Regions from separate parts of the Homo sapiens genome. Here regions 1, 2 and 3 are each linked to region 4. The links are chromatin loops, found by intact Hi-C in ENCODE. Cell type or tissue: IMR-90. All regions are shown on one strand. Region 1 overlaps F11-AS1 (F11 antisense RNA 1). Region 2 overlaps F11-AS1 (F11 antisense RNA 1). Region 3 overlaps F11-AS1 (F11 antisense RNA 1). Region 4 overlaps FAT1 (FAT atypical cadherin 1).

Evidence for each region. Peaks named below come from ENCODE experiments on the same cell type or tissue, not always from the same donor. Only the 100,000 strongest peaks of a DNase experiment are listed, where the experiment ranks them.
Region 1: it touches region 4 in a loop (16-fold over the local background); 96 of 110 quality-filtered maps call a loop at or near these places.
Region 2: a loop joins it to region 4, with 11 times the contacts of the local background. A loop is called at or near these places in 55 of 110 quality-filtered maps.
Region 3: a loop joins it to region 4, with 4 times the contacts of the local background. A loop is called at or near these places in 55 of 110 quality-filtered maps.

The regions. Positions count from the first base shown.
Region 1 is chr4:186,292,990-186,300,989 of GRCh38, reverse strand. The region is part of intron 1 of F11-AS1 (F11 antisense RNA 1); the gene reads left to right. Among named protein-coding and RNA genes, the nearest start is that of F11, 31 kb to the right of the region's middle. In IMR-90, a CTCF peak has its summit at 3,784 (motif pointing left); a DNase peak (open chromatin) is centred at 3,759; H3K27me3 peaks cover 144 bases.
Region 2 is chr4:186,469,617-186,477,616 of GRCh38, reverse strand. The region is part of intron 1 of F11-AS1 (F11 antisense RNA 1); the gene reads left to right. Among named protein-coding and RNA genes, the nearest start is that of F11-AS1, 27 kb to the left of the region's middle. RefSeq lists a silencer at 5,808-6,102. In IMR-90, a CTCF peak has its summit at 4,570 (motif pointing left); no DNase peak of the experiment used is centred here; H3K27me3 peaks cover 469 bases.
Region 3 is chr4:186,482,204-186,490,203 of GRCh38, reverse strand. The region is part of intron 1 of F11-AS1 (F11 antisense RNA 1); the gene reads left to right. Among named protein-coding and RNA genes, the nearest start is that of F11-AS1, 15 kb to the left of the region's middle. In IMR-90, a CTCF peak has its summit at 4,376 (motif pointing right); no DNase peak of the experiment used is centred here; H3K4me3 peaks cover 844 bases.
Region 4 is chr4:186,583,092-186,591,091 of GRCh38, reverse strand. FAT1 (FAT atypical cadherin 1) reads left to right here. Exons shown (of 27, transcript NM_005245.4): 27 at 1,872-3,298. The coding sequence ends at 2,500. Among named protein-coding and RNA genes, the nearest start is that of MTNR1A, 32 kb to the right of the region's middle. RefSeq lists enhancers at 1,750-2,949, 6,023-6,192. In IMR-90, a CTCF peak has its summit at 3,477 (motif pointing right); a DNase peak (open chromatin) is centred at 3,471; H3K27ac peaks cover 147 bases.

The DNA of each region.
Region 1 (8,000 bases), 290 kb after region 4:
CATTTTAAATGGAAGTTTGGGTATATATGAATTATGTATCAATAAATCTGCTTGTTAAACAGTGCACACTATCAAGATGACTTACCACTGATGATGTTACCTCATCAACTAGCCTGTTTCTCCTCTGTAAATTACCTTTTCACTCCTATCCATGCTCTACTCCCTAAGCAAGGGATAGAGGGTTAAGCTCCACATCCTTGAGAGAGGAGAAATGGTGTAACTTACCCGGAATCCTGTACAGCGGATTTCTCTCTTCTCTCTCATTATTTTGTTCATTCAATCATTTTGTATCAGTATGAACTCATGGATATTTATTTTTTACTTTAAGATGTAATCCAATGCTAGATTATTCATTCTGTCACTCAAGTTATTCCAGTTTTGGTTATTGGGAATTCTTTCAGGTTGGGGCTTATGTAATTATAAGTAAGTTACTTCTTTACAATAATTGTTAAATTGACCTGAACAGATCTGAAAACAAACACAGCCAATTTCAAATGTTTTGATTCAGCTGAATAGAAGAGACCTTTCCTGTGTGCACCAAAAAGTGGCCTTTGAGCATTTTCTGAGTGGCGAGATCAGTGCACGGCAAGAGTAAGGCCATCTTGAAGTGACTGTCGGACCCCTGCTCACCAATTAGTTCCTCAGAAACAATGCCTGTGACATAGACAACCCCTTCAAACAAACAATGCCTGGGGCATAGACGACCCCTATAAACAAACAGTGCCTGGGGCATAGATGACCCCTATAAAGATGCTTATTCAACCTCCCCACTGGTCAGCAGTTTTGCAAGAGGGTCTGGTGCATCAGTCTTATAAAAGCTTGCTATAGAAAGAACGTTTTCTGGGCCAGGTGCGGTGGCTCATGCCTGTAGTCCTAGCACTTTGGGAGGCCGAGGTAGGTGGATCACGAGGTCAAAAGATTGAGACCATCCTGGTCAACATGGTGAAACCCCGTCTCTACTAAAAATACAAGAATTACCTGGGTGTGGTGGTGGGCGCCTATAGCCTCAGCTACTCGGGAGGCTGGTGCAAATCACTTGAACCCGGGAGGCGGAGGTTGCAGTGAGCTGAGATCGCGTCACTGCAGTCTAGCCTGGTGACAGAGCGAGACTCCATATCAAAAAAGAAAGAAAAGAAAGATAGGAAGAAAGAAAGAAAGAAAGATGAAAGAAAGAAAGAAAGAAAGAAAGAAAGAAAGAAAGAAAGAAAGAAAGAAAGAAAGAAAGAAAGAAAGAAAGAAAGAAAGAAAGAAAAGAAAGAAAGAAAAAGCAAGCAAGCTTTCTGGAGGGCAGCTGTGGGATAAGTCCCTATTCAACGCTCCTTTCTGAGAGTCTGGATTTGTCAGCCTCTTTCCTCGGCCTCTCTGCACCCCCAGGCTTTGGGGGTGGGCTTGCATGGGTCTGCCCACTGGAACACAGGGTGTTTCCTGGTATGTGTGGGGAGTGCTGGCAGTGAATCTGAACATCAGTTAAGAGTCTCAACTCAATTTAGTTACTCATAAAACTAAGTCTAACGTGCAGATAAGAGATATCAATGCCCGCAGATGCAATTGTCTGCTTTTTCCACTCATTTTGTTAATGCCCAGGCAGAGACTTCCATGCCTTCAGACACTCCTGCCTGCACCCTATACTCCCCTCTCTACAGGCCATGAAAATAGGCAGTTACAGGCCTGGAAATCAATCGTAATGATTACTGTTGGATAAATTGGATAATGAGTAGGACAATGAATTTCACTGGTTTGTTTCTGAGAGTTTTGAGTATTTTTGATATTTGCATTTTTGAATCCTGCCTGTGTAGCAACCGGTATGCTTAGGGTGACTTTAAAAGGGAGCTCTTGAACTGAAATTCATTCCAAAATAATACTTTTTTGTAAATGTTTGTTCTGTATTTTCTAATAGAGACCATACCCTCTTCCTTCAATAAACAGTTTAATGGCTTATTTGTGAATAAAAATATGAGTTGCTAAGGGCTCATTTTCCCCAAAAGTATGTGGCACCCACAGAAATACCTGCCCAGGAGGCACCTCTTAGCAGAGGGGAGTCATCTGAGCTCACTTTCTGAAGGGGTCTGTTTTGTTGTTTTTTATATAGATATGTTCCATGGGAGGTGGTTTTCGTTTGATGGTGTAATGGCCACACTGAGGAGCCACTGGAAGCCCATTCCTGCGATGCCCAGCGGGGCTGGGGTGGCCCAGATCTCCACGCCCAGGTGGAGACGCTGTAACTTTTCAGGGGCTCTGCACACCTGGGCCTCCCACATGATCCACTTACCTCCAGTTAGTGGGGCTGACTCCTAACTTTGCTATAGGGTGCTCAGGCTGAGACTGGATTCCAGTATCTTTTGGAAACTCGGGGGCTCCAAGGTGAAGACAGGGCAAAAGTGGGACTGAGAAGGGAGTGCGTGTAAGCTTCAGGCCGGGCCCAGCCCTCCGGAGGCTGCGGTTCGAGGTTCCGCTCGCGGGGGCCCGGCGCTCTCTGGTGGGCGCAGGTGGACGCCGGGGCGACTTGGCGCCGCTGGGCTCCGTTCCCCAGGCTTTCTGCTCACCCGTTTCCCCGCTCTCTTTCCAAGTCCCTAACCAGCTGACCCGTTTATGAGACACTGTCACCGAGTCAGGGCTGATTCAAATGCTGACCGAAGTTTGTCCCTAGGAGGCTTCCTGTGTCACAGTCACAAAATGGTACAAGCTTCAGCTGCACAGAACCTGGGGGTGCCCCGCGGGCCCCGCGAGGAGCGGGCTTAGGTTTGGCTGGCAGCGAACACCGGCCCGGGAGGCCTCCGCGGGGAGCTGGGGTCTTGGAGTGAGCGTGACCATCGCCGCTTCCCGATGTGTGTGTGCCTTCCGTGTGTGTGTGTGTGTTTCCTGTGTCTTTCATGTGTGTGTTCTGTGTGTATTTCATGTGTGTGTTTTGTGTGCGTGTTCCATGTGTATGTGTGTGTGCATCTGTGTTTTATGTATTTTGTGCGTTGCGTGCGTGTTTCATGTATCTCTGTGTGTTTTATGTGTGTAGTTCATGTGTGTGTTTGCGTGTTTCATATGTATGTGCGTTTCATGTGTGTATTTTGTGTGCTGTGTGCTTGTTTCATGTGTGTTTTGTGTGTATTTTATGTGTTGTGTGCATGTTTTTTGTGTGTGTTTTGTGTGTTTCATGTGTGTGAATGTGTTTTATGTGTGTTTCGTGTGTGAATGTGTGTTTTATATGTGCATGTGTCGTGTGTGTGTTGTGATGTGATGTGGGGGGGTGGGTAGACTATTTTTATTATCACTAAGCCTTCAGCATTCAAATGTTTATGTTTGTTTGTTTTAAAAATACAACACAGCCTTAACAATACATTGCGGGATCAAGGTTGGGGATACTGTTCCCCAGTTCATCAGGGAAGAGGTGAAGGAGCTGAGTGAGCAGGGGTAGGGGTGTGGGGAGGGCAGCAACAGCGCAGAGGAAGCCGCCGAGGGCCGAAGCAGCCCTAAGCCGGACCCCAGCAGAACACAGCGCGCGTGGGCACCGTGGACCTGGCCCCGGGGCTCGGGCTGGGCGGTCAGCGCAGGAGCAAGGGCCCAGCGCCGTCCTGGAGCATCTGGTGGACAGGCGAACCTGCTGTCCGGGGACCAGATATTTACAAGTGTTATATTTGAAAAGGAAAGCATATTTGAATGGAAGCCGTTTATTTGATTTAAAGTTCCCAGATATTATATATACATAGGATTTGTTTAAACTTACCATAAATTAAGTGCGCTCTGCCCATCTGCTGTGAGTTTAAAATGGAACAAAGAGAGGTATAAAAGTGCCATCTAGTGGGGAAATGGAGAATTGGGTTCAAAATATTTACCAGCAGGTTTGTCTTGTCTTTCTTTTCCACTTGTAAAACACGTGGATTATGTTATAAAGGGAATAATAATAATATCCTACTTGCACAGTGCTGGTGAGAAGGAAAGCCCACTGCATGATGCAGAGCACATAGCAAGATCCCAAAAGACGTGAATATGGCGATAGTCTTATCTGTATTCTCTTTCCTGTTCTTGTTCATCAAGATGATATTATTATTATTAACTATAGTAATCACTGCTTGTTGGACCCACTGGATTTTATGTCTATGTTATTCATTTAACAAGCTGTTCACTTAACTCCAGAATGTTGATTTTAACTCTTTTCGGATAGAATTAAATGATAATGACATGAGTGACGTTCTTATATGATCATGCCCTCTGTGGGGCTGTTAACTAGGCTGCTCAAGAAACTCCTAATTATGTCCACAGCCACTACTCCTAGACGCTGTGCTGGCAGCTGCTGGGGTTCAGAGGAAGCAGGAAGTAGAAGCACAGGTCCTCACTCCAAGGATGGCAGCCTGCCATTGCTGTCAGCAGTGAGCACAGACCGACAGCAATACAATGAAAAGTGCCTTTAAGTGATAACTGTGGCATCTCAGAAACATGTTTCTTTCTTATATGTTAGTGGCAGCAAAGAGAAACACAGGCCTGACAGAGGAACTGCTATTCCATGAACTCTACCATCCAACTTCCCTTCTCATTTAAATTGGCCCCTGAAGGACTGAGGCACAGGAGACCTACATTTCCTGGGCTCAGCGTCCACCCTCACAGGCCGTGTGAGCGGGGAGAGGTCACAGCCCCGCCTGGAGCTTCATTTCTATGGAATGATTGCTGAAGTCTCTTTCACCTCTAACAGCTTATGGGTCCCCAATAATTAATGTGCCAAATAACATCTTCCATTGGTCTCGTTACTTCCTCACCATTAGCAATTTGGTCAATGCAAAAAAACCGAAGGAGCAGATTTCACTGGATACCAGAGAAACTTTGAACTTATGTTATTCTGATCTTCAAGGGTAGCAGAGAGATCTCTCTTCACATGAGGTGTTTTTTTAATTTTTATTTTGTTGGTTGTTGTTGTTTTGAGATGGGGTCTCAATATGTTGCCTAGGCTGGTCTCAAACTCCTGGCCCCAGCCATCCTCCTGCTTCAGCCTGTTGAGTAGCTGGGACTACAGTCATGCACCTGGCAACATGAGTTTTAATACCCCGAGAAGGAGGAGGGAGAGGCCTGGAACCTCAGATACAAATGCATAATACTCAGAATTCAGCTAAATTAGAATGAGCAAACTGAGAATCTAAGCCTTTAATTTAGCCATATGCTGAAACAACACCGGAAGCCGACCATCCTGGCTAACACGGTGAAACCCCGTTTCTACTAAAAATACAAAAAAATAATTAGCTGGGCATGGTGGAGTGCACCTGTAATCCTAGCTACCTGAGAAGCTGAGGCAGGAGAATCGCTTGAACCCGGGAGGTGGAAGTTGCAGTGAGCCTAGATTGTGCCACCGCACTCCAGCCTGGGTGACAGAGTGAGACTCTGTCTCAAAAAAAAAATTATCTGTATACTATTTTTACAGACACCAGCACAGCCATAAACATGATGATAAATCCATCTACTGATTGTCAGTTAAAATGTTAAAGGCTGCCCATCACATCACAAATTACTCATTTATAAAACGGAATCTGAATAAAGAAAAACTAACTTTCAAATCTGAAAAATAGACCTCTCTTGATTTTTCTTGCCAAATCACAAACACGATGAAATATATATATATATATATAGCTGAAAAATTATTTTTAATGCCTTTATTTTTTCTATTTATTTATTTTATTTTTATTTTAGATTCTGGGCGTGCGCATGCAGGTTCATTGCATTGTGTAACACTGAGGTTTGACCTTCTGCTGATCCCACTGCCCAGGCAGAGAACATAACACGCAATAGGTAGCTTTTCAGCCTTTGGCCCCTCCCTTCCTCTTCCCTTTTAGAATCCCCAGTGCTGGGCTGGAAGCTGCTGGAGATGAGACGACGTTCCCGTCTTGATGTCCATGAGTACCCAACGTTCAGCTCCCACTTAGAAGTGAGAACATGCGGCATTTCGTTTTCTGTTTCTGCGAAACAGCTTATTTATTTATTTATTTATTTATTTATTTATTTATTTATTTTTGAGACAGAATCTCACTCTGTTGCCAGGCTGGAGTGCAGTGGTGCGATCTCGGCTCACTGCTACCTCTGCCTCCTGGGTTCAAGCGATTCTCCTGTCTCAGCCTCCCAAGTAGCTGCGACTACAGGCACACACCACCACGCCCCGCTAATTTTTTGTATTTTAGTAGAGACGGGGTTTCACCATATTGGCCAGGATGGTCTTGATCTCTTGACCTCATGATCCACCCGTCTCGGCCTCCCAAAGTGCTGAGATTACAGGCGTGAGCCACCATGCCCAGCCCACAGTTTTATTTTTAATGAAGCGATTACCGGAGAAATACATTCAGATTCACCCAAATCAAATATTAATTTGCTCAAGTATATAAATATTTCTGAGAAAGTCACTTTTTGTCTTGATTCTTTCTTTACTGCTTTCTCGTTCTAATAGTGAAGATAATTATTTCCGTTGGTGGCAGCAGAAACTTATCGAAAAACCCTCTAAACCGCAAAACCCATACTTCTGTGTTGTGTTTGATAGTGTTTTCCGTGGGATGACAAAGGTTTTCTAGTCTGTATTGTTTGTAAAGGTGCCTTCCCAACCAAGCTCATGGGAGTCATTCTGACTGCCGTTTTGACAGTGTCTGAGCATGGAAGGAACCCACGCAGTCACCACAGCCTGTGAAAATCTCTACCTGTGCACAGCATTTGAAAGTTACCGGTGGTTACAAAGCGTGCTCATGTTTCCTGGGGAGTGCTGGGTGCAGCAGAAAAGCTGCATCCGTACATATAAGATACATTTTGACACCTCTCTGGGTAGATGAGGTAAGACAAACACATACACGAACAAGTCTCTCCATCAGTAGGTCCACCATACACTGTTACATTTGTAAGACAGTTGCCGGATACCCCAAGGCAAAAGAGAGGGAACTAGTTTGTTGAGCACTATGTGTGCCCGTTACTGTGGGAGGCATTTTGAATATAGTCTTTTCTCTGAAAGTTAGAATTAAATGGAAAATGACAGTAAGCTATGTACTGTGTGCCGCATATAGTACATACCGTATACAGCAGTTTGGGTTCTTAACCAATATTACTAGTTTACTTACAAGAAAGGGATAAGAAATGTGGGAGAGGCCCACGTGGAGAAGGAGGCAGCCGAGGAACGAGGAAGAGGCAAGGCAGGGTCCTTCCTAAGGCCTCGAAGGGAGCCGAGTTCTGCCAACACCGAGATTCCAGCATTACAGCCTCCAGAGCCACGGGGAGAAATCTGGGCTATTCAGCCACCCTGGTGGGTTGTGGTAATTTGTTACAGAATCCAGAGGAAAGTAACACAGCATCTGAAGATGAGGAAACCCAGGGACCAGACAGGCAGTGAAGCTGGAGTGCGTAAGCATTACAGGTATCAGAAATGGTCGTTTTCATTTTCTTTCTTTTTTTTTTTTTTTTTGAGACGGAGTCTTGCTCTGTCGCCCAGGCTCTGACTCCCGGGTTCACACCATTCTCCTGCCTCAGCCTCCCGAGTAGCTGGGACTACAGGCACCCGCCACCACGCCTGGCTAATTTTTTGTATTTTTAGTAGAGATGGGGTTTCACCATGTTAGCCAGGGTGGTCTCGATCTCCTGACCTTGTGATCCGCCCGCCTCAGCCTCCCAAAGTGCTGGGATTACAGGCGTGAGCCACCGTGCCCGGCCTGTTTTCATTTTCATTCTCTCTCTCTCTTTCTCTCAAACACACACACACACACACACACACGGACACACACAGACACACACACACACACGGACATTCCTCATTGAAGAATTGCTCTAAACAGTTATTTTTAGTTTGTGGGATTGCCTTGGAAAAGGAAGAAATGTTCTCCTGAAAGAAGCTTGGCCTGCTGTGGTTAATGAACACGCGTGCATACAACAGGCGGGAAGCAGGCGGGAGAGTTGGGGTGGGGCTCACAGGGCGCACTGGGAAGCCGTGATGCTGTGGCCACCACCTCTGCCTGGACAAAGGGAAGCCCTCCCAGGTGACAGGTGGCCTCACAGACATC
Region 2 (8,000 bases), 110 kb after region 4:
GCTGTGATCACTGAATGGTGGAAGGAGAGCTGTGATCACTGAATGGTGGAAGGAGAGCTGTGATCGATGAATGGGGGAAGGAGAGCTGTGATCACTGAATGGTGGAAGGAGAGCTGTGATCAATGAATGGGGGAAGGAGAGCTGTGATCAATGAATGGTGGAAGGAGAGCTGTGATCAATGAATGGTGGAAGGAGAGCTGTGATCAATGAATGGGGGAAGGAGAGCTGTGATCACTGAATGGTGGAAGGAGAGCTGTGATCACTGAATGGGGGAAGGAGAGCTGTGATCACTGAATGGTGGAAGGAGAGCTGTGATCACTGAGTGGTGGAAGGAGAGCTGTGATCAATGAATGGGGGAAGGAGAGCTGTGATCACTGAATGGTGGAAGGAGAGCTGTGATCAATGAATGGGGGAAGGAGAGCTGTGATCACTGAATGGTGGAAGGAGAGCTGTGATCACTGAATGGTGGAAGGAGAGCTGTGATCACTGAATGGTGGAAGGAGAGCTGTGATCAATGAGTGGGGGAAGGAGAGCTGTGATCACTGAATGGTGGAAGGAGAGCTGTGATCAATGAGTGGTGGAAGGAGAGCTGTGATCAATGAGTGGTGGAAGGAGAGCTGTGATCGATGAATGGGGGAAGGAGAGCTGTGATCACTGCATGGGGGAAGGAGAGCTGTGATCACTGCATGGTGGAAGGAGAGCTGTGATCAATGAATGGTGGAAGGAGAGCTTTGATCGATGAATGGGGGAAGGAGAGCTGTGATCGATGAATGGTGGAAGGAGAGCTGTGATCGATGAATGGGAGAAGGAGAGCTGTGATCAATGAATGGAAGAAGGAGAGCTGTGATCACTGAATGGGGGAAGGAGAGCTGTGATCACTGAATGGTGGAAGGAGAGCTGTGATCACTGAATGGTGGAAGGAGAGCTGTGATCACTGAATGGTGGAAGGAGAGCTGTGATCACTGAATGGTGGAAGGAGAGCTGTGATCACTGAATGGTGGAAGGAGAGCTGTGATCGATGAATGGTGGAAGGAGAGCTGTGATCGATGAGTGGTGGAAGGAGAGCTGTGATCAATGAGTGGTGGAAGGAGAGCTGTGATCGATGAATGGGGTCTGCGGGGGCTGCAGGGGATGGGTGTATTTGTCACTCCTTCCAAGGCTTGCTTCACTCCCAGTGTCAGTTTTGAGAAAGATCACAGCTGGAAGACTGGAAGACCTGAGCATGGAGGTGTTGGTTGCAGAAATGAAGACATGGCACAGGGCGCTGTGGCTCATGCCTGTAATCCCAGCACTTTGGGAGGCCGAGGCAGGCAGATCACGAGGTCAGGAGATTGAGACCTTCCTGGCTAATGAAGTAAAACCCCTTCTTTACTAAAAATACAAAAAATTAGCTGGGTGTGGTGGCATGCGCCTGTAGTCCCAGCTACTCCAGAGGCTGAGACAAGAGAATTGCTTAAACCCAGGAGGCAGAGGTTGCCGTGAGCCGAGATTGCACCACTGCACTCCAGCGAGACTCCATCTCAAAAAAAAAAAAAAAGAAAAAGCAAAAAACAAAAAAGAAATGGAGACATGACAGCAGTGGCCTAGATAAGTGCATTCTTTGATCTTTACAGCATGTAGGTGGTGCACACGGCTTCCTGGAGGCAAAAGGAGACCAGGCTAGTGCGACTGAGCCTATAGTATAAAAACCCTAGGCCGGGCGCGGTGGCTCAAGCCTGTAATCCCAGCACTTTGGGAGGCCAAGGTGGACGGATCACCTGAGGTTGGGAGTTCAAGACCAGCCTGACCAACATGTAGAAACCCTGTCTCTACCAAAAATACAAAATTAGCTGGGCGTGGTGGTGCATGCCTGTAATCCCAGCTACTCAGGAGGCTGAGACAGGAGAATCACTTGAACCTGGGGGTGGGGTGGGGAGGGCGCGGGCGGAGGTTGCAGTGAGCCAAGATCGCACCATTGCACTCCAGCCTGGGCAACAAGAGTGAAGCTCCGTCTCAAAAAAACAAAAACAAACAAACAAACAAAAACCCTAAGGTGTTTGCTTTGCTTATTTTCCTCTCTCTGTTTTGCTTATTTTCCTCTCTCTTTGTCCTCTCCTCTCCCTGTGCACACTTGCTGGCATGAAGTCATTCTGGTGGAGGGGAGTTGCTAATAATTGATTACCTTCATATCCTAACCCTCCAGGGTCTGCCTGCGAGATTGATGAACTTGTTTTCCTTCCTTCCTTCCTTCCTTCCTTCCTTCCTTTCTTTCTTTCTTTCTTTCTTTTTCTTTCTTTCTTTTTCCTTTCTTTCTTTCTTGCTTGCTTGCTTGCTTTCTTTCTCTCTCTCTTTCTTTTCCTTCCTTCCTTCCTTCTTTCTTTCTTCCTTTCTTTTCTCTCTCTTTTCCTTCCTTCCTTCCTTCCTTCCTTCCTTCCTTCCTTCCTTCCTTCCTTCCTTCCTTCTTTCTTTCTTTCTTTTTTTTGGAGTCTCACTCTGTGGCCAAGGCTGGAGTGCAGTGGCGCAATCCCAGCTCACTGCAACCTCTGCCTCCCGGGTTCAAGCGATTCTCCTGCCGCAGCCTCCCAAGTAGCTGAAATTACAGGCGCATGCCACCGCACCTGGCTAATTTTTGTATTTTTAGTAGAGATGGGGTTTCTCTATGTTAGCCAGGCTGGTCTCAATCTCCTGACTTCAAGTGATCTGCCTGCCTTGGCCTCCCGAAATGTTGGGATTACAGGCATAAGCCACCACGCCCGGCTTTGTTTATCTTTAAAGAACAAGATCCTTTGGTCAGATAGACATCCTTGAAGGCATCCAGAAGTTTCATCTGGCCAAGGGACCGAGGGAGGCAAGCAGCTTTGGTCATGGGATCGCCACTCCCGCATCCCCACCTTCCTCATAAAGCCTCAATTATGTCCAAAGGCAGGTCAGAATTGCGAGATTTTGTCTCCCGCCCTCTGGCCTTGGCCAAATCTTATAAACCTTTCGCTGCTCTCAGAGGTTCTACAACACTAGCACCCTGAAAAAAGTGCCCAGCCAAGCCTAGGTTAGGCCTCGACTAAAAACAAAAGCAAACTTGAAGTTTCACAACTTGGTCCAACTCTACTCACTCTTAGAACTAGGCGTGGCTATTATGTGGCTATTACGGGTGACTATGGTGCTACTGGGGTCCAGGCACCCAGAAGGGCTGCATATTTCTGTGCACACTACGTCTGCTTACCATGGCCTTTCTTACCAAGAAAACTACGTCTAAGTAAAAAATAGTAGAATGAGAGTTAGAATGAATAAGAAGTAAAATGAGAATGAGAATAGCTACCAAACCTAGTCAGAAGCCTGGATTAGAATACCCAAAATGGACCTGCCAGCCGACAAAGCACCTCCTGTGGCCACCAGGAGAAGAAGAAAGATAAGTTGGGAATGCAAATGAACACGAAACAGGTGTGTCCTCCCAGGCATAGAAGAGGTGGAACTTAAGACAGTGTTATAGACAGTCCTGCCCCTAAGGAGACAGAGTCAGCCCCGCCCCAGCAAAGTGTACGGCAGGCAGTGGAAGGAGAGCCAGGCATGAGCATAAACAACAGGCGAGCTGGAGTTTTTGTCTCTCAAACTGAGTAGTAAGGAGACTTTCAGGGTCAGCTTTTTGTTTTGTTCCCCTCCTCCCCCACACACACCTTTTTTTTTTTTTGAGACGGGGTCTCACTCTGTCGCCCAGGCTGGAGTGCAGTGGCACGATCTCCGCTCACTGCAAACTCCGCCTCCCAGGTTCAAGCAATTCTCCTGCCTCAGCCTCCCGAGTAGCTGGGACTACAGCTGCCCATGCCTGGCTAATTTTTGTATTTTTAGTAGAGAAGGGGTTTTGCCATGTTGGCCAGGCTGGTCTCAAACTCCTGACCTCAAGCGATCTGCCTGTCCCGGCCTCCCAGAGGGCTGGGATTACAGATGTGAGCCACCGTGCCCTGCTATTTCCCCTTTTTTTTTTTTCAAAATTTAACTGGAACTCATCCCCTTTATCCAATGGTCTCAGGCAGACATCTGTGAATACACCCTTCTCACCTCCAGTTGTAAACAGTCAATTAGTTCTCAACTGATAAATTGTGTTTTTGAAAGACCCAGAGAGGAATTTTGTCTTCATTTAGCTCTCAATTTTGCTTTTGTATACTTATTTGTGCAGTATATTAATTTGCTAAATTAATGTTCATTTGGGGGAATTATATGATCAGCTGTTTCACCATAGCCAAATAAAAATTTATCTTAAACTAGTGGTCACTAACGTTTCTTGAGGGAAACTGAGCTTGGCTTTCTGAAATATTCCACATGACCACCCAGTGGGCTAGGAAGGAAACCTGATATCCACTGAAAGGACCAGCCTCACCGGTGGTAAAACCAGCCTGTTCTGGAAGCCAGGGGGTGCGAATTGTTCATCTGGCCCCACCATTGGCCAACCATGTAACTGCATTAACTCACCCAACCTCTGTCACCTCGGATTCCTTAACGCATAAAAATACAGGAGTTAAACTCCTGCCTGATCCTGTCATTCCCTAAATCTGTTTTTGGGATTTGGACTCAGTTATAGGTGAATTTGTACTCCCTCTACTGGTGGATGAAAGCAAAACAGTAATAAATAAGGTGAATTTACTTCATGATACAATGTATTAATTTGGAGAACCATTGCAATTTTGGATTCTAGAAAGTGAGTTCAACTAATTGTTATCATCATAAGGAGAGTCTTTGGAATGATGATTAAGGCAGGATCCAGCACTTCTGGAACTAGTGGTTCCTTCATGAACCCTCTCATCTGCTGGTTCCTCAGCCTGAGAAGAAAGAGAAGCACTAATAATACCACTCCACTGATGTAATGCAGTAATATATTAGACACTACGGAAAGTACTCCATACTTGTTAGCCATTATTGCTGATATTTTGCTGGGGTAATATAAATTGAAGAGTTTCTGTAGAACTCAGCATCTGTTTTATCATACAGAGTATGTTTTATTTCATAAGAATTATAATGCTGTAATAGTGCATAATACATTTACTAATGCTATAACAGTGCATAAGAAATGAAATAAAATTCAATAATTTCAGGCACAACTCTGACCAAGCCTCACGACTTAGATTGAAAAGCTGTCATGTAGGTACACTGCTTGTTTGGAGTGGCTTATATTGGCTTCTAGCATGTTTACACTGACAGTGTCTTTGATAGTCCCTATGTAATATATAATTAAAGCCTGGGCAACATGGCAAAACCACATCTCTACCAAAAAAACAAAAAAAACAAACACACAAAAACTAGCCAGGTGTGGTGGCGAGCACCTGTAGTTCTAGCTACTTGAGGGCCGAGGTGGGAGGATCACTTGAGCCCAGGAGGTTGAGGCTGCAGAGAGCCATGATTGCACCACTGCACTCTAGACAGAGCAAGACCCTGTCTCAAAATAAATAAATAAATAAATAAATAAAATGAATAAAAACCAAAACACCCCAAAACAAAAAACCAAACTATAAAATATATAATTAAGATGAACTAAAATATCTCTATTATTTTCTTTATAGCAATAATTTAGGTTTTTAATAAGTAGCATCCTAGGTTAGAAAAGAACATAATTTACATATTTTATATTCAATTTTTAGATTAAAAAAATCCTTCAGATGCATAGATTCTAAAAACTTGCATTTTTATATGAAAACTTCAATTATTTAATTCACTATAACTGTAATATTTTTCAGTTTACTTTTAATTACAGTAGAGATTTTTTAACTTCTTCATTGTGGAATTTTAGACAGCAGGAGAGAAAATAATCTTATGAATCCCCATACATCTGAAGAACACCAGAATATTTCACCCCGAAATATGCTTCTTTGGCAAGTGGAAAGTAAAGTTACAGGAAAGGGCTGTCTGAGCTGCCCTTTCTTACCTAAGGCAGGCCATAAAAATTGCTGTGAAAAAATGCGGAGAAGCTTCTGCCTCCCCTATCTGCCTGAAGACAGAGATGTAAGTAGTGGTTCACTTATCAGTGCAGGGGCTGGCGCCAGCAGGGCCAGAGGAATCTGGGAGCAGGCTTTATTACCTTTCCATAGTTGTCCCACTTTTGGGAGCCTGGAGCTGCTTGGTCCTTTGTCCTGTCACTTCTGAATATATTGTTCTTTGCTAGATGTGCTATGTAAGCCAGGGCCCTAAGCCACCTTACTTTTGAACTCAGCTTTCTCCCCATGGGATAGACACACACGTAAATAAAAATGCTTTTTTTTCTCTCTCTTGTTAATCTGTCTTCTGCTAACAGGAATCTGTCCCACTAATGAACTTACAAGGATTGAGAAAAGAAATTATTTTTTCTCCTATGAAAGGAAGACAAAATCTTGGGAGCCCAAATTCGCTATGCCAAAATGGAAAAGTTAAGCTTGAAAACTGAGTCATGAAAAAACCAAAAAACCCTGCCTTTCCTTTTGCTCCTAAACTAATAGCTACAGATAGAAGGCCACATGTTTCCACAGGGGCCTCCCTCACTCTGACCATGTAAATTAACAGTTTATCTTCAAGAGTACGGGACGAGAGGAGCCTAGAAATTGTCCCGCTGCGCACCCTGAGACGAATGCATATTCAGTTGCTTCCTCTACTGAAGTTCACCTTATCTTATGTAGAGTACAGATGTACTGAGCAGGAGATGAATGCAGAATTGACGGTTCATCTACCCGCTCCTTTTCATGTGGATTCTAAAGAACGTGACCAGCCCTCCCTCTCCTTTTCCTTCTTTTCCCCTCCTGCCTCCTTTTCCCCTTTTCATATTGTAGCCCTCAAAATCCTCTTCAGAAAAAGGGGGTGCCACAGATCCTACAGTGGCTTGTGTCTCTGTTTGCCAGGTGCTTCCTCAACCTTGGCAAAATAAACCTCTAAATGGATTAAAATCACCTCCGTCAGGCCAGGCGCGGTGGCTCACGCCTGTAATCCCAGCACTTTGAGAGGCTGAGGTGGGCAGATCATGAGGTCAAGAGATTCATCTTGGCCAACATGGTGAAACCCTGTCTCTACTAAAAATACAAAAATTAGCTGGACGTGGTGGCACACGCCTGTAGTCCCAACTACTCAGGAGGCCAAGGCAGGAGAATCACTTGAACCCAGAGGCAGAGGTTGCAGTAAGCCAAGATCAGGCCACTATACTCCAGCCTGGGCAACAGAGAGAGACTCCGTCTCAAAAAAAAAAAAAAGAAAAAAAAAATCACCTCCATCATTTTCTTCAGTTCACCCACCCTGCACAGCCATCACCCACCTTCAACAATCACTGCCGTTTGTCTGCTGTTATTTCATCTGTTTCTTTTCCACCCACCCTCCCACCTCCCAAATTATTTAAAGGAAATTCCAGACATCATATCATTTCATCCAGAAACACTCCAACATATATTTCTAAAACATAAGGATTCTTTCTTTAACATAAACACAATATTATTAATAGCCCTAAAATCGACAATAATGTTAATATAATCCAGTATCTGGTGAGTGTGCAGATTTTCTCAATTCTCAGAAATGTTTGTTTTATATTTGGTTTGTTTGCATTGGGATCTAAACAAGGACCACATATCACATTGGCTTCATATGTATCACCTTTCTTTAATCTGTGATTTCCCTCCGTCTTCTTTTTTCCTTGCTATTTGTTGAAGAAACCTAATAATTTACATCTAGAAATTTCCAATTCTAGATTTTGTTGATTATGTCCCCATGGCATCATTTTCCTTCATCACCTACATGTGTATTTTTTACCAGACGAGCTCTCACTGTGTTGCCCAGGCTGGAGTGCAGTGACTGTACACAGGCGTGATTGTAGCCATCTTCCCACCTCAGCTTCCAGAGTAGCTGAGACTACAGACATGGGCTACTGCACCCAGCTCTCATTGGTATTTTTTGAAACCAGTTATTAGATCCAAGTCCTTGATTAGATTCAGATAATTTTTGTCTTTTGGGTACATATACTTCACAGGTAGTGTGTCTCTTTCTAGGGTATCAAGGTTATCCAGGTCCTGGCTGTCTCTGCC
Region 3 (8,000 bases), 100 kb after region 4:
AACATGGCACGACATTGGCTCTACAGAAAAAAAAAAAGAAAAGAAAAACAGTAGGAAAATGGTTACTGAAACACCAGGGGTTTGATCTCAGTCCTGCTGCTCACCGCACAGAAAGCCAATCGCTGAGATGATGAGTATTGCCAAGGAAGAAGGCTTTAATAGGGTGCTGCAGCTGAGTCTCAAATCCATCTCCCTGACTGATCAAAACCAGGAGTTTATATAGCAGGCAAGAAATATAACAATGTATAAGAAAACAGGGCCAGGCGCGGTGGCTCAGGCTGGTTGCGGTGGCTTACACCTGTAATCTCAGCATTTTGGGAGGCAGAGGTGGGCAGATAACAAGGTCAGGAGTTTGAGACCAGTCTGGCTAAGAAATCCCGTCTCTACTAAAAATACAAAAATTAGCTGGGCGTGGTGGCGTGCACCTGTAGTCCCAGCTACTCACGAGGCTGAGACAGAAGCATCACTTGAACCCGGGAGGCAGAGGTCGCAGTGAGCTGAGATCGCACCACTGCACTCCAGCCTGGGGCAAGGAAGCGATCATGGTGAATGAGGGGTCAGGCATCTGGTGTGGTGATCTAGTTTCAGTTCTTTGACACTTTTTGTGAGAGGCCTGAAGGTCATTTCCTGAGGAATTACAAGCTCTCTAAGTGATCTTGATGCCTGCCAGTGGTATGGGAAACACTGCCTTAGCAGAAGGACACGCGATGCCTTGATCCCAACATATCTGCTGACTGGACCTCGGGCACCTGTGCAGCCTTAGGGCCCAGGGCCTGTGCAGGAAGACTCTGGCCTACGTAGGGAGGCCTGGTCATTCCAGAAGATAGACCCGTGTGCCAAAGCTACTAATGACTTGCGGACCACGGCCACCCATAAGCAGGTCACCATCTTTAGGCAGATAGTGCTGGGTTCCTGCTGCCTTTGCCATGGACCAGCTGTGTGCTGTGTTTGGTAAATCATTGACTTCCCCAGTCGGGGGTGGGGAGAGGGACTTACATGAAGAGGTAGTCACAGGTTTCACAAGGTTTTCGGGAGGGTATCTAGATGTCCAGATCATCCTTTTCATTGCAATAAGCAAAGCTATAGTTGAATCATTACTGTTTGTGTAGCTATATTTCATTGGTGATAATCTTAATCAAAGATTACATGATTAATTTATTAACTTAATTGAATGTATTTATTCTGAACACAGCATGCTAACAGCTTCTTCCTCTAAAAATAGATGAAGCCCTAAATTCTTTGTGGATAATTTCTACATTTTTTTGGTAGATCGTAGGGAATATTTGCTTAGCTATAAATTTTGTTAAATACATTTGAAATATATACATTTTTAATCTGTATATATTTCAAGGCAACTTCTCCACCCCTGCTCCCAACAAAAATACCACTCCATATATTCTGAGACCCTGGCTTCTTTACTGAACGTACCCAAAGGCGAATGTACCAGGTTCAGGGGATGCGGTTGGACCTCAAGGCCACACTGGGTAAGACAGGGTTTTCTGTTCAGGGGATGCGGTTGGGCCTTGAGGCCACACTGGATAAGACAGGGTTTTCTTTGGATTTGTCTTGTCAATTTTGCTTTTAGGAAATTTTTAAACATTTCCCTTCATCAAGGATTAAAATCTGAAAGCAGATCTTTTATGAGCTGGCTTTGCTTGTATTTGGGCTTGGAGATCACTTGTCTTTATTAAGCCCCTCCTTGTTAAGCCAACTAGGTCAGAATCCTAGCTCCATAATATAATAGCTCTCCAACCTCGCGCTGGTGCCTTAAATTCTGATTCCTTTCTACAAGAACCGCAATGAAGATTAAATGAGATCTTACATAAAAGCATTTTTTAAATCACTTAAGGCTAACCTTGTCTAAATCAATTGTCACTGCTTTAAATTGCAAAAACCTACCTTTTGCTGAAAGTCAACTTTGGGCTGATGTAGAAGCCACTTCTAGTCACAATCCTGTTGACTCTTCTCCGAGGATTGTGTGTGGCCAAGGATCTGCTTTCTCCTTCCACTGGGAATGCTCATTCTTTAGACTGGGAGGAAATGAGATTATCTTCTCTCCTCCCCTTCAACACAGAGCTGCTCTCCAGCCTTGTACCATGTCCCCGTGGGGTCGATGAGTCCTCCAGGAGATTCTTAAAGGATGGCTCCTCCGTCTTCCAGTGGCTCCAGGTGCAGGGGACGGGGTGAGGGTGGGCCAGGGAGGAGGAGTGAGGCTGTCACTGCTCTCTTAGAAGCTCCACCTCTGCTCTCAGTACCTACGGGCTGCCCTTTCTGGAGACAGGCACATTCATCAGTGCAGAGGAACACACACTTGCTCCGGTAGGGGCAGAACACGAGTTTTCTCTCTGCCCTCCAACCTTCTTAGCTGAGACTCCCTGTAACAAAGACCGAGTAAGAAGAGAAAAACAAACAGAAGTTTATTAGTATGTGTAGCTCGTGTGCACTTGGGAGGCACCCAGAGAACTGAGTATGTCTCTGGAGTTGATCTCAAACAGGTAGTTTAAACTTCAGGCTTAGAAACCTTCTCCATGGTTCAGGAGTCTAGAGATCTAGTCGTTCTTCTCTCTCTGGTGCAGAGAGGAAGGCACCCTTACAAATGGACAGTTCCTTTATTGACGGACATTTCCTTTACAAAATGGTAAGTTTCTGTTTTTAAAGGTTCTCCTGCATCTGCAGTTTCTCAAAATAACCAGCTCCAAATGATCCTTAAGACAAAGAGGCATGTGTGGGAGGCATGGTCTGGTTAGTCTCTGACAGTCATATTTTGGGGTGATATAGTCTGGTCTCTGAGTCATATTTTGGGGTGGTATAGTCTGGTCTCTGACAGTCGTATTTTGGGGTGGTATAGTCTGGTCTCTGACAGTCATATTTTGGGGTGATATAGTCTGGTCTCTGGCAGTCATATTTTGGGGTGGTATAATCTGGTCTCTGACAGTCGTATTTTGGGGTGATATAGTCTGGTCTCTGAGTCGTATTTTGGGGTGTTATAGTCTGGTCTCTGACAGTCATATTTTGGGGTGGTATAATCTGGTCTCTGACAGTCATATTTTGGGGTGATATAGTCTGGTCTCTGAGTCATATTTTGGGGTGTTATAGTCTAGTCTCTGACAGTCATATTTTGGGGTGATATAGTCTGGTCTCTGAGTCGTATTTTGGGGTAGTATAGTCTGGTCTCTGACAGTCATATTTTGGGGTGGTATAATCTGGTCTCTGACAGTCGCATTTTGGGGTGATATAGTCTGATCTCTGAGTCGTATTTTGGGGTGGTATAGTGTGGTCTCAGACAGTCATATTTTGGGGTGGTATAGTCTGGTCTCAGACAGTCATATTTTAGGATGGCATATTCAGAGGCCTGTCAGTTTCCTGTTTCCAAGATGCTGCCATCAGCGGATCCAATCTTCACTGCCTGTGGCAGAGTGGAAACTAGCCTGGGCGTGAGGGCATGCAGGCAGGGCAGCACAGAAGTGAGGGGAGGGAAGATCCGGGCGGAATGCACCCTCCCCCCGCCCCACTGCGTCCTGCACCATCCTCACAGCACTTCTAAAATGAACGCTTTCCCTGCCTTCTTCTTCATCCTAAATGACATACTGAGCACTGCTTCGTCTTTATAAAACAGATCTTTCTTTAAGTCTTGTTCGTGCTGCAGATACAAAGCAACTTTTATGCGTGACCTACCCTAGTGGCCGCCTACGCACAGCCCTGTGCGACTCTGGAGATGGCGTGCACGCCCCCCGTGTCTGCTCTGGACCCCTGGCTCACGCCACTCGGCTCAGACCCCATGCTCTGCTCAGTCCATCCAGCCTAAGCCAATTCTGTGGCAGCCAGCCATGAAAACGGAACCCTCTGCAGCCTGTGTCTTGCAGGAAGGCTGTTTACTCTTTCTGCAAAAATCCACACAAGTGGCACATTGGCTTTCTTTGTGGTCAGACCCTTCATTGCCAAAATCTTCAGCATTTTTCTGGCTTCCCTTGTATTCTTTATTTCACTTGAAAAGGGGGTGGGAGTGGTGAGACATTAATACAACACTGTAGCCTTTTTCTTAGAGTTTCAAATTGCTAAAAAAGGAAAGAACTCCTGATTTCTTCCTTTCACTTAAAACCTGTGAGCCAGTCCCTGTGTGTGTGTGTGTGTGTGTGTGAGCCAGTCCCTGTGTGTGTGTGTGTGTGTGTGTGTGTGTGAGCCAGTCCCTGTGTGTGTGTGTGTGTGTGTGTGTGTGTGAGCCAGTCCCTGTGTGTGTGTGAGCCAGTCCCTGTAGGGTTTCTCCTGCCATCACCACTTTACAGCTGGTCCCGGGCTGCCCAGGAGCGCCGTGCTGGTTACCGGGTTGACAGTATCCCCAGCTGGAGCTTCTCCAGGGACTGGAGACCGCTGTGCCCCCAGGGGGCAGGAAGGTGGCCCTGGATCTTCAAGGTGGAAAGCGTCCATGTGCTTGTGCCTGTCTGGCTTCCTCGTGACTCGTTCCCTATGTGACATTGCCTTCAGAGGCGCTGCGGCCAGGCTCCAGAAGCTGTGGGCAGCCACCCAGGTCTGTGCAGCCTCCCTCGCATCGCACATAAGGGCTTTTCCTTGCCTCAGAACTTTCTGCTCCAGAAAGTTGCCACAATTCTGTCTTTCGCTTTCCCGGAGTCTCCTCAAGAAAAGAAAAGAAAGGAAAGGGGAAAGGGGAAAGGGGAAGAAAGGAAAGGAAGCGGAAGGGAAGGAGAAGGGAGAGGAGGGGAGGGGAGGGGAGAAGACAGATGGGAGGGGAGGGGAATGGAGGGGAAGGGAGAAAAGAAAAGAGGGGAGGGGGAGGGAACGGGGGGAAGGGAGGGGAGGGGAGGGGAACTTTTGTCTGAGGAATGCAAGTCCTTTGAATTGTCAGACTCAGAGAGATGGTAAAATGAGATGGCAACTGCAGCCTGCTGCCCCTTTTGATCTCGCAATTCATCTCTCGAAACTGCTTGCTGTTGCCACAGAAGCTATACATGTACCTAAGGATGCCATGCCCGGACACTATGACCCACCATAATCAATGTTATTTCTGTAGACCAGTGAGGATTCCTGAGGAGCCACTTCGTGTCAGCACGCTCTCCGTCCCCCTGTCAGCACGCTCTCCGTCCCCCTTTATCACCTTTAAAAATCCACCCGGCCGGGCGCGGTGGCTCACGCCTGTAATCCCAGCACTTTGGGAAGCTGAGGTGGGTGGATCACAAAGTCAGGAGATCGAGACCATCCTGGCCAACATGGTGAAACCCCGTCTCTACTAAAAATACAAAAATTAGCTGGGCGTGGTGGTGTGTGCCTATAATCCCAGCTACTTGGGAGGCTGAGGCAGGAGAATCACTTGAACCAGGAAGTCGGAGGTTGCAGTGAGCCAAGATGGCACCACTACACTCCAGCCTGGCAGCAGAACGAGACTTCGAAAAAAAAAAATCCACCTATGCAGGGCACAGTGGCTCATGCTTATAATCCCGACACTTTGGGAGGCTGAGGAGTATCACTTAAGGCCAGGCGTTTGAGACCACCCTGGGCAAAATAGTGATACCCTGTCTCTACAAAAACATAAAAAAATACAAAAAATCAGCTAGGCACGGTGGCATGTGTCTGTGGTCCTAGCTACCCGTGAGGCTGAGGCAGGAGGATCACTTAAGCTTAGGAGTTTGAGGCTGCACTCCAGCCTGGGGGACAGAGCCAGACCCTGTAAAAAAAAAAGAAAAAATCAACTGGGCGCGGTGGCTCACATCTGTAATCCTTGCACTTTGGGAGGCCAAGGCAGGTGGATCATGAGGTCAGGAGATCTAGACCATCCTGGCCAACATGGTGAAACCCCATCTCTACTAAAATTACAAAAATTAGCCAACTGTGGTGGCGCATGCCTGTAATCCCAGCTACTTGGGAGGCTGAGGCAGGAGAATTGCTTGAACCCGGGAGGCGGAGGTTGCAGTGAGCTGAGATTGTGCCATTGCACTCCACCCTGGCAACAGAGCGAGATTCTGTCAAAAAAAAAAAAAATCCACTTACAACATCTGCTAATTGGGATGTATATTCAGGGCAACTTGAATCTATGCTCCCAGATTGCAGTCCTCAAGCTTAGCCCAAATAAACTCTCTACTACATTAATTTTGTTTCAGCTTCTTCCTTTTAGGTTGACATTGCTAGTGGGAAAAACCAAACTCTGTAAAATATTTTAAAGAGTTTATTCTGAGCCAATATGAGTGACCACAGCCCAGGGAAACAGTCTCAAGGGGTCCTGAGCAAGTGCTCCTCAGGTGGCTGGATTACGTTGTGGTCCTAGTGCTCCTGAGGTGGCCGCGTTACTGGGTGGTCCTAGTGCTCCTGAGGTGGCCGCGTTACGGGGTGGTCCTAGTGCTCCTGAGGTGGCCGCGTTACGTGGTGTTCTTAGTGCTGCTGAGGTGACTCGGTTACGGGGTGGTCCTAGTGCTCCTGAGGTGGCCGCGTTACGGGGTGGTCTTAGTGCTCCTGACGTGGCCGGGTCACAGTGTGGTCTTAGTGCTGCTGAGGTGGCTGGGTCACAGTGTGGTCTTACACATTTTGAGAAGGCAAAACACAAATCCGTACCTGGAAGGTATGCATTGGCCCGGCCAGGAAGCGCAGGACATCTTGAAATGGGGGCTTACAGGTCACAGGTGGATTCCGAGATTCTTTAATGTGTAGTTGGTGAAAGGAACAAAACTTTGTCTAAAAATTTGGAGTTAGCAGAATGGACTGTTGAAGTTAAGATAGGGATGCTTAGGACTTGCCCTGTGGAGCATAAAAAAAGGAAAAAAAGATAAGGATGCTGTGTCAGAGTCAGCCACAATATGACCTGTTCAGCAAGACTGCCGGCTTTACATCCTGTTTAAGATCTGTCTTTTTTTTTTTTTTTTTTTTTTTGAGATGGAGTCTCGCGCTGTTGCCCAGGCTGGAGTGCAATGGTGTGATCTCGGCTCACTGCAGCCTCCGCCTCCCGGGTTCAAGCAATCCTCCTGCCTCAGCTTCCCAAGTAGCTGGGACTACAAGCACCCACCACCACGCCCAGCTAATTTTTTGTATTTTTAGTAGAGATGGGGTTTCACCATGTTGGCCAGGATGGTCTCGATCTCCTGACTTTGTGATCCACCCACCTCAGCTTCCCAAAGTGCTGGGATTACAGGCATGAGCCACCGCTCCCGGCCTAGAATTTGGCTTCCTGTTACGACAGAGAGTCTGTTTTGTTAGCCTCCTGATCTTTGTTTTTACAGGAATGCTGGTCAGTTGTCGTGTCTAAGCTCCAAAAGAAAGCGGGTATGAGGAGACGTGCCTGACCTCCCTTCCAGTGATGGCCTGGAACTCAGTTTTAGGCTTTCTCTGGAGTTCCCTTGGCCAAGAGGGGGTCTGATCAGTGGGGGCCTTAAGATTTTATTTTTCGTTCGCCACACGAATAATGCAAATTTTTCTGACAGGGGTAACACTGGTGTTTTAATCCCAAATGTAAGCTGCCTCCTCAGATGCTTTTCGGAGGTTTAGGGTCGGCTTGGAGCTGGCAGGAAGCTGTGAAAGCCACCATGGGAGGTGCAGGCAGTGACCAGGACATCTGCTTGCTGTAGCCTCCTGCCTGGGGTTGGCTCCGCCTCCAGGAGCTGGGAGAGAGGGTTCTGCCAGGAGGACAGATTTGGGGAAAGTTCACTACTGGCCACTGAGGGGCTCTCCCCGGTCTGTTCCTTCTCTCTTCCCTTCTCTTCCTGTCGCCTGTCCACTCCTCACACATTCATCCTCCTAGCTCTGCCACCCTCAGTCTTGCCAGCAGCCTCCTTGCTCAAGCCAGATGCTTTTGTCCTTGTTTCTGGAATCCCTGCTGTTACCAAAGCCACTGTAGAGAGACAAAAGAGTGATCCAAGAATAATTATAATGATTCTGTACAGAGGGTGGTGCTTCACTCAAAGAATTGTGGAAGAAATGCATATGGAAGTGTATTCTGTTCTGGTCCTCAGAGCCCTCGGCTGCCTTGGTGGAGTGCAGCAGTTCCACTGCAGCTGGGCAGG
Region 4 (8,000 bases):
ACTGATAGTGGGATTTACATGCGTTTGGTTACACTTCCTGCTGGGCTTCTGTGTATAGATGCGGGGCCCTGGCAGGGCAAGTGTAATTACAGACATGGGGTAAGTGTAGCCGTGGTCTCTTTAGGGAATGGCTCACAGTGTCAATATTAAAGCATATTCAAAATACATACAGTTTGGAGAGATCTTCAGCTTGTACATCTGTCTTTAAGTATCTAAGTTTGCCTATGAATTCCTCTGAATTTAATGTCCTTTGAAGTTGCAGTGTGCTATAAAGTGTGTGCATTATGTAGCTGTAGATGTATTTGGATTATCACCTATGTAATCTGATCAGTTTATATTTTATTAGAGCCTGTTTGTTTTGTTTTCATTATTCCTAAGGAAATTCTGTGTTTTCAGGCTGTGATTGTCAGAAACAAGGAAAAGAAAGTAATATTTGAGTTTTCTGGCCAAATTTCTGGTTCCTCATTCCGCAGTCACTTTCCTCCACTTCCATATTCCATTTTATTTGTGGTACATACATTTCTCAGCCATTTGGAATTGTCATAGATACTGGCGTAAGGACATGCTGTATGGCTGATTGGGCCTCTGTAAGCAGTTTTCATTGTTCTGTGTACTTACCTTTATTGCCTTTTCAGCCGACTGTTTTAATTACAAATGTTTTCTTTTTTTTCTACTCTGCCACCAAAAGAATCTTTGGCTGCTCCTGACCTCAGCAAACCAAGAGGTGACTTATGCATGCCAGTTATTCATTGATACTCACTAAAAACAATGGGTCAAGCCTTGCCCCAGTGCTGACTGACTACGCTGGGTCGCCCAGTGTTTGCAGCAGTAACTAAGTACACGGCTGCATGTGTGTGCGCATTGCATTTGAAGCACGGATTGCCTAACCTTCTCCCGCCTCTCCAAGGATTTTTTAAATCCTAAGGAGGAAAAAAAAAAAACTATTCCAAAATTGGAAGTTTTTTTTTAAAATAGTGGTGCTTTATATAGTCTAAAAGGATCACAGTCCTTTTGGAAGTAACACAGATTGATTGTTACAGTGTATCAGAGGCTGTGTTATAATCTTGCAACGCTTGTTCAATTGTATTTTGCTTGAATTGGCATGCTTTGATACATACCTATATTAAGTTAATTTGTTGTCTGAGGGTTAATGAAAAATAGTAATTTTAATATTAAACTTGCTACATTATTATGAAGGAAGCTTATTTTCTAAACTTTAGCATGTTAAAGGTTACTTTTATTACTTTAAAAAGTTGCATTGGCTGGGCCTGATGGCTCACACCTGTAATCCCAGCACTTCGGGAAGCTGAATTGGCAAGATTGTTTGTGGCCAGGAGTTTAAGACCAGCCTGGGCAACATAGTGAGACCCTGTCTCTATAAAAAATAGAAATGCAAAATTTTTTTAAGTTGCATTAATCAGTATTTTTTTAATGAGAAGTAGTGCAGATCAAGTGACACTGGATATTTCACTAATGTCCTGAGACTGGATCAGTACTCTTCTTCCTACAGAGCAGTGGGTTCTACAGAAGAAAAGCCAGAAGGATGGTTAGAATCATTTGTAGAAAAATGTATATAATTTAGATGCTAGCATCCCATTTCTCTTAGGACTCCTTTTGTTTCCTTGAATGTTAGTTGCGTACATAAAACTGTAAGTCCACATTTTAGAACTAGAGCCTAGTTCATAGGGGTCTTTAAACTGGAGTGGGTTGGGGGATGTCTTCAAAGCAAAGACGAGGAATTTCCAGTGGTGAACTTTGAATGAAGGCATAAATGCGGTTGCATCTTTGTGTCTTTGATACACTGAGCTCTCTTTCCATGGCACAAAAGCTTAGGAGAAAACACACTGACATCTGTTTTCTTTTCCACCAAGGGTATCACTGGGATACATCAGATTGGATGCCAAGCGTTCCTCTGCCGGACATACAAGAGTTCCCCAACTATGAGGTGATTGATGAGCAGACACCCCTGTACTCAGCAGATCCAAACGCCATCGATACGGACTATTACCCTGGAGGCTACGACATCGAAAGTGATTTTCCTCCACCCCCAGAAGACTTCCCCGCAGCTGATGAGCTACCACCGTTACCGCCCGAATTCAGCAATCAGTTTGAATCCATCCACCCTCCTAGAGACATGCCTGCCGCGGGTAGCTTGGGTTCTTCATCAAGAAACCGGCAGAGGTTCAACTTGAATCAGTATTTGCCCAATTTTTATCCCCTCGATATGTCTGAACCTCAAACAAAAGGCACTGGTGAGAATAGTACTTGTAGAGAACCCCATGCCCCTTACCCGCCAGGGTATCAAAGACACTTCGAGGCGCCCGCTGTCGAGAGCATGCCCATGTCTGTGTACGCCTCCACCGCCTCCTGCTCTGACGTGTCAGCCTGCTGCGAAGTGGAGTCCGAGGTCATGATGAGTGACTATGAGAGCGGGGACGACGGCCACTTCGAAGAGGTGACGATCCCGCCCCTGGATTCCCAGCAGCACACGGAAGTCTGACTCTCAACTCCCCCCAAAGTGCCTGACTTTAGTGAACCTAGAGGTGATGTGAGTAATCCGCGCTGTTCTTTGCAGCAGTGCTTCCAAGCTTTTTTTGGTGAGCCGAATGGGCATGGCTGCGCTGGATCCTGCGCCTCTGGACGTGCTAGCCATTTCCAGTGTCCCAACTACTGTCATCGTGAGGTTTTCATCGGCTGTGCCATTTCCCAACGTCTTTTGGGATTTACATCTGTCTGTGTTAAAATAATCAAACGAAAAATCAGTCCTGTGTTGTCAGCATGATTCATGTATTTATATAGATTTGATTATTTTAATTTTCCTGTCTCTTTTTTTTGTAAATTTTATGTACAGATTTGATTTTTCATAGTTTTAACTAGATTTCCAAGATATTTTGTGCATTTGTTTCAACTGAATTTTGGTGGTGTCAGTGCCATTATCTAGCACCCTGATTTTTTTTTTTTTACTATAACCAGGGTTTCATTCTGTCTTTTTCCACTGAAGTGTGACATTTTGTTAGTACATTTCAGTGTAGTCATTCATTTCTAGCTGTACATAGGATGAAGGAGAGATCAGATACATGAACATGTCTTACATGGGTTGCTGTATTTAGAATTATAAACATTTTTCATTATTGGAAAGTGTAACGGGGACCTTCTGCATACCTGTTTAGAACCAAAACCACCATGACACAGTTTTTATAGTGTCTGTATATTTGTGATGCAATGGTCTTGTAAAGGTTTTTAATGAAAACTACCATTAGCCAGTCTTTCTTACTGACAATAAATTATTAATAAAATACTTGAGCTTTATGCCTCTTTTTCCTTCCCATTGATACTCCTGTTCAGGATTCAGTGGCTGAGATAGAAGAATGGATGAATGGAAGGGTGGATATTGATGTATTTGCTTTTAGTGGACAAGGCGTAAATGTGAAAATCCTCTCTACCCTGACCAAAAGCCCTGCTGTCCAAGCGGAGCCAGCCACCAGGTGGCAGTATATAGCTACTTGATACGGCTCAAAACTATAGCCACAAAAGTAAAAAGCATAACTTTTTAATATTTTTAAACAAAACCAAGAAAATTTTATACATTTTTAATTAGTATGAATTTATTGGTTGTAATTTTAATGCTTACATGTTTTTCACCTTTGTCAATGTTTTATATCAAAAACAGTCTCTGTGAAGCATTATACCTTTCTGTTGTCAACTTACACAGTACTGTATGATTTAATGTGAGATCCAGAAGCTATTTTTTATATATTTTTATACAGTCAAAATCCATCCCTACTTCCAACACATTTATTGAGTACTTACTATATGCCACTATGATATGAATGACAAACAATTAAGCTTTCTTAGAACTTTGGAGAAACATGTTTTCCCTTTAAGTAAATGCCTTTTTATCAAATAATATAAATACATAGTTTAAAAACATCAAAGAGAGCTAAAATATATATAATAAAACAGCAGTCCCATGCAACCTGCTGTACCCAGTTACAACTCCTTAAGCTGTTTTTCTCATTCTTCCTTTCATATTTTCAAATGTATATATTATTCTTTCTTGAGTCACTAAATTTAGAAATTGCCTGTTGACTCCCTATGATGTTGGAGGAAGACCATGTAACCTAATAGACCTCCACTGATCTTGTTTTCCTACCATTAGTTATAATTTTTGGATTAATCCATATACAGCGTTTCCATTATTTTGATTATGTAAGTATTCACTGCTGTGCCAAGCAGTATATGATGTTTATTTTCATTTACTTAGCAACTTTCTTTTTTTAACAATTGTCTTTTTATTTTACTCATTTTTTAAACTTGTGACTATTCATGTATTCAGAAAACATTTTCCCTCAATAATACTATATTATTTTGCCTGAACAGACAGACAAAAGTCCTCCGTCATCTTGGAATTTACATTTGGTGGGGACAGGTGGTAGGAGGAGATGATCAGGAGATACATGGTAGTGTTTATAGTAGTGAGTGCTGAGGAGAGAGACTGTGATTGAGGAAGGAATGTGTGAGATTGTGATGGGAAGGGACGGGGAAGGGGTTGTGATGGGAAGGGACATTCTGAGAAGACAGGAGGCCTCAGTGGCAAGCGGCATTTGAGTCCAACCTTGAAGTTGATGAGGAAGAATACCACGTGGTTTCTCTGAGAACTGTTCCAGGCAGACAGATTAGCTGCTACTGTAAAGGGAGGAGTGTGAGAACGCCCAAGAAAAACACAAGTGCAGCCTGTCATGTACATGGTCACAGCAGGAAGTCTGTCCGCTCCTTTTTTTCCCTTGGACATTCTCCTCAGGGAACCCCTCGGCTTGGTGGCCCAGACTCCATTTTTTTGTTCTCTTCGGCATCTATAGTTGTTGTTCCGGAATATTCTCCTTACCATGGACTCTGTAATTTTCTCTTGGCCTAACTCTTGTTTTGATAGAGCATATCCTGTTATTGTCTGAGAAAGAGTTGCATGGGAAGTAATTTTTTGTGACTGTGTTTCTGAAAGTGTCTTTATTCTACTCTTGATAGATTGGGTGTAGGTTTCTGGTTTGGAGGTAAATTACATTCAGAATCTTGAAGTCATGGAACCCACTGTCTTCCAGCTTCAAATGTTAACATTGAAAAGTCCAGTGTTGTTCCTAGTCCCAGTTCATTATTCGTGGCCTAATATGACTCTCACAAATCTTTGGGGATATTCTTCTGGGGACATGCTACTTCTCTACAACATTGTGAGATTTCCTGCTGCTGTGTCTTGGCGTGGGCCTTTTCCAGGGATTGCTACTCCGTTTTTAATGAAAATCCACGTTGTGGGGACTGTTCTTGTGTTATTTCTTTGATCATTTCTTCCCTTCTGCTTTCTCAGTTCTTCGTTTAATTCTCAAAGGAGGTGATCTCAGTTCTCTTGTCAAGACTCATAACTATAGGTTGCTTGACTTGCTAAATTCTCTCATTTTTTGATTGAACTCCTATTGTCCATCTTTGTCTTATTCCCCTTCTGGGATTCATTCCACTTTTATCTTCTGTTCCTTCTGTTACCAGTTTTATTTCTGCTGTCATTTTTAATGTTTAAGAGACTGGTCTGGTCCTGACTGTCCCTTTTCTATATTACACAGGCATTTGTTCCTGTTTCGAAGCTCCCTAGTATCTCATTTTTGCTAAATGTATTTTAGAATAAGTCCTTCCATTTTGCCTGGTTTTCCCCTGGACGGCTTTTAAATATTCCTTTCAGGAGGGCTTGCTCCCCTTTCACCTTGCAGGCTTTCCTCTTGCTTGACTTGAGCCTAATGAGGCACCCAAGCTGACAGAAAGCCATGACTGTGCTCCTTAGCTCCTGGACTTCTCTGTGACATTGTGGGCCAGCTTGCTTTGTCCGTTTCTTTGTCTTATCTTTGAAGAGTTTCAGTTTCTCCCGAGGAAGGACCTTCTGTTTCCAGCCTGGGAAATATCATTGCTCTTATTTTGAAATTGGCCAGATAAGGGGACTGGAGATTTGTCATTCCCTTAGTCCTCTAGTTCTGGGTTACGAGAACATTCCTGCTTCTTTCTCTTTGTCTATTTCATCATCGAGGCGGCTCAGGATAGAGCTGAGAATCTGCATTCTAACAGCTTGAACACCGTTCAGACAGCATCCCTGCCACTCACCCCATTCTTCATTACCTTCCATGTGTGACAAAGGGGCCTGTTCCCATGGCCTCCAGGCTCTGCTGCCCGATCCTTGCATCTGCTGTAGCGTGGTTTACAGTTAACAACGCCTCTTAAAAGCATTGAAAATGGAATTGCTTTTTAACTTTTTCCCCCATTTCCTGTTTCAGATTCATTTTCCTTTTTTAAAATAATGTTTTATTTACTTAAACAGTTATTGTTTGATTGATTTTCAGGAGAAGAAGGGGCAGAATGTAGCCCTCCGCCATCTGAACCTGGAAGTCCGGAATGTGCTCACACCACCGGTTTCCAGTGTTTGGAAGAACATTGGGGTATCAGTGTTCTGTTGCTCCACAGCACATGGCCGTACATTTAGTGGCTTAAAATTACCCCCATTTATTACTTCTCATTGCATAGATCAAAACCCCCGGGCATGGCATGGCCAGGTTTTCTGCTCAGCTTCTCACAGGCTGGAATCAAGCTGTCAGCTAGGCTGTGGTTTCATCTGAGGCTGGGGAGCTCACGAGGCTCTTGGTAGAATTCAGTCCCTTGCACTTGTAGAACTGGTCTCATTTTCTTGCTAACTGTACTTGCTAACTGTAGGACAGAGGTTCCCTGTTTCTTGCTGGCTGTCCCCACTTTTTTTTTTTTTTTTTTTTTTTGACATGGAGTCTGGCTCTGTCGCCCAGGCTGGAGTGCAATGGCACAATCTTGGCTCACTGCAACCTCTGCCTCCCAGGTTCAAGCCGTTCTCCTGCCTCAGCCTCCCAAGTACCTGGGATTACAGGCACGCGCCACCGTACCCAGCTAATTTTTGTATTTTTAGTAGAGATGAGGTTTCACCATGTTGCTCAGGCTGGTATTGACCTCCTGACCTCAGATAATCCACCTGCCTCAGCCTCCCAAAGTGCTGGGATTACAGGCGTGAGCCACCGCGCCCAGCCCGTCCCCACTTTCTTGACAGCTTCTCTTGAGTCAGGTCCTAGCTCCTTAGCCCTCTCACATGTAGCTACATCTTCACCTGCTTCCTGATCTCAGGAACGGCCTGATCCCTTTTTAAAGGCTCATGTGATTTGGTCAGGTGCTCACTCAGGACATCAAGTCTCACTTTGAGTAACTAAAAGTCAGCTGGTTAGTAACCTAGCCATGGGAATTCCCATCACATTCACAAGTCCCATTCACCTTCGGGGGGGAATTACACCATGTACCCAAGGACAGGGATGGGTTCTTTGAGGCCATCTTAAACTTCTACCTACCAAAACTGGCACTATTCGTTAGTTCTTGGTTTTATTTATTTATTTTTTTTTTTTGAGACGGAGTTTTGCTCTTGTTGACCAGGCTAGAGTGCAATGGCATGACCTTGGCTCACCACAACCTCTGCCTCCAGGATTCAAGCGATTCTCCTGCCTCAGCGTCCCGAGTAGCTGGGATTACAGGCATGTACTGCCACGCCCGGCTAATTTTGTATTTTTAGTAGAGACAGGGTTTCTCCATATTGGTCAGGCTGGTCTTGAACTCCTGACCTCAGGTGATCCACCTGCTTCGCCCTCCAAAATTGCTGGGATTACAGGCATGAGCCACCATGCCTGGCCAGTTCTTGTTCTTTTTCTAAGGGATAATTCCCTTATTTAGCAGAATCATTTTTAAGAAGTTTAAGGTTTTAAAATGCCTAAACATAAATATTATAAAAGATTTAAATATCTTTAATCCCTTGGGGGAAATGGGGAAATGTTGGTTAAAGGTTACAAACTTTCAATTACAAGAGGAACGAGTTCTGATGTCCCTGGGTTTCACCTGGATTCTATGAGACACGCACACACTAGATTTCAAAACCACTTACTATTTGTCACAATCTTTATTTGGTA